Linked DNA regions of Homo sapiens: region 2 is linked to region 1. Evidence: chromatin contacts called from ENCODE Hi-C data. All regions are on one chromosome and are shown on one strand. The core of a region is the stretch at or near the end of the contact, and the rest is flanking DNA. Distances in the headings are between cores, read along the strand shown. Region 1 holds the start of USP1 (ubiquitin specific peptidase 1). Region 2 has its middle 55 kb from the start of DNAJC6-AS1.

Region 1 (2,677 bases), core at 121-2,620:
TGATCCATCTCTCCATTCTGTCTCCAACTTCACTTACTCTCCTGTCTACCTAATGCTTCTGAGGAAGCGCTGTCTTCTGAATGATAAACCAACCTGCGCTAAGTTCTCAGGGATCGCCAAGCATTAATGATTCTGATAAAAGGTTTTTCTCGAGAGCCAATTTAATGGATGACAGAAACTGGATCTCAAACCGACAGAGTAACCAGACTACACAGAAGGGAAGAATGATTAGGCAGGTGAAATAGCGGATCGTCAGCTTAATCAAAAAACCAAACCTCCTAGCCCCTCAAAGCAAAGCTCACACCGAGAATGTAACATTTTGCCAGGTGCAGTATCTTCCTTGCTATTTCTTGCTCCTGGCTTTCCTTGTAACTGGGGGGCTGTTACATCCAAAATATTTCTCCTGTAACTAAATCAACTTTCGCAGAAAGCACGACGAATCGACCATTATCTGTTGACAGCGTGAACACTCAGTCCCAATAGTTTTAAATTCTTTATAAGATGACACGACTCGATTCCGATTTTTCAACAAAAATCTACAAGGACATCTTCGCCAAGGTTTAAGACACGCGGCGTTCTAAACACTTCTTGAAAAAGTGTAAGTGAAAGAAAATGCGCGGTAAAATTTCGCAATTACCGACACAGGGCAACCTGCGTGGAAACGTTTCTTTCTCCCCATCCTTCACCGCTCTCGGGAACGGAAAGAAAGCTGGAAGGACGAGCAGCGACCAGGCTGCCCGGTCGGGGGAGGCTGGCGGCGGCGTCCTCGGCCCACACCCCCGCGCCGGGCGCCCTCGCCGCGGAGTTGGCCTATTTACGCCCAGCCCGCACCTGCCTTCTCGCGTCCCGGCGGCGGCAAGACAGGCGCCACGCCCGAGGCACACACGGCTCCCCCTGGCAGGTCGACCAGGGTGCGAGGCCAACACGGTCCCGGGGTCTCCCCGGCAGCTCCTCTCCCGCGCCGGCCGAACTTGCCCCCGCGCCCGGGAGCCGGCCCCTCCTCCCAGGCCCTCCTTACCTGGTCATGGCCCAAAGCGAAGTCCGCGGCGGTGACGCCGGCAAGTCCAACCCGAATGAGTGTGGGTGCGACAGGTGAGTCCCTGCCCCGAGCCCGCCGGGTCCCCGGCCCCAGGAAAATCTGGTCGGCTCGCCCTCCCCGCGGGGGAGTGACCATCCGCTCCCAAGAGCGGGAACCCCGACCGCCGCTCGCTCCCGTCTTGCACCAACACCAACTACATCCCGGGAGCGGCGCCCATCTGCGCCCGCCCCGGGAGAGCCAGGAGCGCAACAAGCAGCGGCCCCGCTCGCCGAACGCCTGAACCGCTAGGGTCTTTAGCACTCCGCCACCGAGGGGAACTTGGCGCGTTTTCCTCAGTCTCAGGACCCCCGTGTTTTAGCCTCCGCCCGCGCCAGCGCTGCGATTGAACGTGGCGTCCTTTGAAATTGCCGGTTCCAGTCTCCACGCTGCAGAGACACGAAAGGCAGGAGCCGTCTCGCGACGGCCACTCGCCCCTGGCACGCACGGGCTCCGGAGCCAGCTGGGACTGTAGTTCCCCAAAAGCCTAACGGGTTCCACAGTTTCAAACAACGCAGGCACAGAGCCGGGCAGCTCGTGCGGGTCCTCGCTGAGGGCGCGCGCGAGGTGCTAGCGGCCTGGCTGGCGGGCTCGAGCCTCACACCCTTTTTTTAACCATTCGTGCGCGCGAGTTGAGGGAAAAGCGTACGGGTCGGGAGACGGGACAGAGAGCAGACGGGATGGGCCACCACCTCGAGAAGGAGCCCAAATTCACCAATCCATGATGAACAATCCCCAAAACCGCGCCTCCCACCGCCCGGGGGAAGCCAATCAGAAGTACCTAGACCAAAGCCAATTAGATGGGCGGGAGCAGCAAGCCCATCTAATAGCAAAAAAGAAGAAAGGTGGGCTCCAGCCAATCATTGTTCGACATACGGAGTGTTCCTCAGGCGCGGTGCCCCTCCTTCCGCTCTCATTGGCGCTCGAGTGCGCGCTTTCGCTGCCGACTGTTAAAATCTTGTTTGGCGTTTTGTTAATCCTCGACGGTGGGACGCCGCGGAGGGTGCGGCTTCCGGAGCGAGGCCCTCGCGGTAAGCCCCGCCTCCGTTCGTGCGTACGCGCCCGGGCGGGGTTACCAAGAGAGCAGCTTCGGAAAATGGCTGCCCGGCTGGACGCCGCCGCGCTTGGGCTTTCAGTTCGGAGTCGCGGCCACACTAGGCCTAGGGCCATCCAATGAGACAAGGCGCTGCCACGGATAACAATACATGCTCAGGCGAATGCTGTAGAGCTGAGGCCCGGTCCTCAGCCCCTGCTCGCCTCATTTTCGCCTGTTTACCTCTTCCCTTTCTCGGCCGCAGGAGGAAACGAAAGAACAGTTTCAGGCCCAGCTCCGGCCGCGGGAGCTTCCCAGGGTTCCCGCGCGAGCCCTCCCAAAGGGTTCAGGAGCGGCAGGCAGGCCTCATCTGGTTGTGTGCTTCCTTTTGTGTTTGTGTGCCTGCTTTGGTGAGGTGACCTCAGCTCAAGTGCTGCAGTTAAGCAGGATACGTTCAGCCCAAATCCATTTAATCAAGTATTTTTAAGGTGCCTACTATGTGCCAGGCATTTTTCAAGGCGCGAGGGATGTAAAGGCATTCCCTGTCATAAAGGAGCATTACATTCTGG
Region 2 (2,677 bases), core at 53-2,552, 2.8 Mb before region 1:
GCTGAGATGCGAGCATGGACACTGCAGACAGAGAAAAGCCGGGAGCCCCCAGATCAGGTCACTTCCCTGCTTAGCACACTTCAGTGTTTTCCCAGCTCACGTAGAATAAAATCCGAACTCCTCTTCATGTTCTGCCCAGACCTCGATCCAGGCCCTGCATCCCTCTCTTTCCCCTTGCTCAATTCAGGCACTCTGGGAACCTTTCCACTTGCTATTCTCTATTACTCGGCTTCACGCTAGAGTAACTCCTAGTCAGTCCTCGGGTCTCCGCTGACTTGCAATGCCTCGGAGAGGCCTTCCCAGTCCGCCTGCCATGGAAGCTCGGGGACCTGCCTTTTTTCCTCTGTCAGCAGACTGATTCCCTCTAAGCGCACATAGCAATGTGTACCGGGCTTTCTCTGTTTTGCGTGTGTAATGTCTGTCTTCCTCTCTAGAAGTAGTTCCAAGATCCGGGCTTTGCCCATCGTGTTCTCCGGCCAAGGCAGATGGAGGGGCTCGATAAAAATTGTGGAATGAATGAATGGAGTGAGTCAGTGATTGGCTGTGAGTTGAGGCCCTGGCGAGGACAGGACTGAGTGTGCTTGGAAATAGTTTATCGTGGCGAGAGCTTCGAAATCACCGCAGGCAGGTAGAGAGGAGGTGGGTACAGGGCGGGAGGACCTTGAAGGGAGCCTCGGGTTCTGATTCATTCCCCCAGTAGGCACTGCATTGCAGGCGCCAGGCCAGGTGCTGGGGGCCGGGGACAAGCTAACCTCAGTGAGGCTGTGTCGCCGCGCCACCGTGGCTTCCCTGTGTCCAGAGCCAAAGCAACGAGCAGGGGCTAGAGGAAAGGAGACTGTGCCGACATCAGCCCCTGCGCTTCCCCAGCGGTCCCGGTACCCGCGACCGAGGGTCGGGTTCGGGCGTCGCCTAGGCATCCAGGCTCCCAGGGCCGGGAACGCGACCCGAGAGACCGCCGGGGACGGCCCCGCCGCCGCTGCGCCCCTGCCTCAGGGTAACAGGTCCCGACCGGCCGCGCCCACACTCACCCTGCGCCGCCTGGCGAGCTGAGCGTGGCCTCCACAGCCGCCGGGTCGCCTTCCACGGCCGCCGCAAGGAAAACAGCTTCCGGCTCTTCTGGCCTCCCTTCTCAGTGGCGCCCATCGGTGCGCCGCGCCCTCCCCCGCCGCGGTCGCCCGAGCCGAGCGCCACCGCTCGCCGCCGCCGCCGCGCGTCTGCCAGGTGCCGGGCCGCTGCTGGGAGATGCGCGCCGGGGGCGGAGCTTGGGGCCGGGAGCCGTGGCTGGCGCCGACAGGGGAGGCTGCCCGGCTCCGCCCACACGGCGGCGCCTGGCGCCCGAGGCGTGCGGGTGCGCGCGGGCCCGCGCCGCTCACTCGGGGGGCACCGTTAGCACCCTTTATTAACACAGGAGTCCTAGGGGGCTCTCACCCGTTTTATCTCCCTGTTACAAACCATACACTCCACACTCCGAGAGGGTAAGGCATCTGCCCACAATCACACAGCGCTAAAGAAATTCCAGAGCCCTAGACTCTGACGATGTTTACTCACACCGTGCTACCGCCTCAAAATGAAACATCACGTTAGAACGTGGTTTTAGTTCTGACAGATATTCCTGTTTTCCTAATACAAGAGATTACTAGTCACCCACATGATTTTTTAAGAACTTGTTCTATGTCCAGTTACTTTTACACACATTTCATGAAACCTCATTGCAACCCCGTGGTGTGGGAGGCGTTTCCCATTTTCCAGATGAGGAAACTGAGATGGCAGAAGTGAGGCTCCCTCACCCCATCCCCATGCCATCACTGGTCTCTGTTGAGATTTTGCTTGGAATTGGGAGAGACTGAGAGGAAGATCAAAACCAATGCCCTTGAACACGACCTGGCTGCAATAATAATAGCTAATATTTATAGAATGCTTTTTATGTGGCAGATTTTACATACATCATCTTATTTAACCCCTCCAGTAATACTCGTGGGGCAGAAACAATCTCCAAACTCAACAGATAGGGAAACCGAGCGTCAGAGAGTACAGGTTAGATATCTAAAACCTCAGTAAAAAGGTTTTATGTTAGGTCAAATTATGAAATTGCCATTTTTGTAGGCCCAAATAATATCAGACAAGAGCTTCTATCGGTGACCAAAATTAAAATCACCAGTGGAGATCGGACACGGTGTCTCACGCCTGTAGTCCCAGCACTTCAGGCGGCTGAGGCAGTCGGATCACTTGAGCCCAGGAGTTCAAGAGCAGCCTGCACAACAAAGCAAAAACCCGTCTCTACCAAAAATGCATACACACACACACACACACACACACACACACACAGACACAAATTAGCCAGGCATGGTGGCACACACCTTCAGTCCCAGCTACTCAGGAGGCTGAGGTGGGAGAATCACCTGTGCCCAGCGAGTTAGAGGCCGCAGTGAGCCGAGAAGGTGCCACTGCACTCCAGCCTGGCTGACAGAGTCACGTTATCTAAAAAAAAAAAAAAAAAAAAAAAAAAAAAAATCACCAGTGGAGACAGGTGAAAATCGAATGCCTGCAGATGTGATATGCTGAGAAAGACACATCATCTATGGAGTATTCTGGCCAAACATGCACAGCATGAAGCTAATCATGGGGAAACATCAGATAAACCCAAAATGAGGAATCCACTATTAAAAGGAGCAGGGAA

Evidence for each region. A loop is a pair of places that touch in the nucleus more often than their neighbours do. Pooled maps may share reads with other maps.
Region 2: a loop to region 1 is called in a map of naive thymus-derived CD4-positive, alpha-beta T cell, with 6 times the contacts of the local background. The contact joins the enhancer-like site here to the promoter of USP1 in region 1. A Hi-C loop is called at or near these places in 2 of 168 maps with a recorded cell type or tissue (CD4-positive, alpha-beta T cell and naive thymus-derived CD4-positive, alpha-beta T cell) and 8 of 50 pooled maps.

The regions. Positions count from the first base shown.
Region 1 is chr1:62,435,742-62,438,418 of GRCh38, reverse strand. USP1 (ubiquitin specific peptidase 1) reads right to left here and starts at 1,370. Exons shown (of 9, transcript NM_003368.5): 1 at 1,019-1,370. RefSeq lists a silencer at 714-773 and enhancers at 1,474-1,543, 1,368-2,135, 2,104-2,453, 2,136-2,677.
Region 2 is chr1:65,253,001-65,255,677 of GRCh38, reverse strand. No RefSeq gene overlaps it. Among named protein-coding and RNA genes, the nearest start is that of DNAJC6-AS1, 55 kb to the left of the region's middle. RefSeq lists silencers at 929-998, 1,089-1,588. Within about 2 kb of position 1,302, at least 14 of the 41 ENCODE cell types and tissues checked have a DNase peak (open chromatin) inside an H3K27ac peak, as active enhancers do.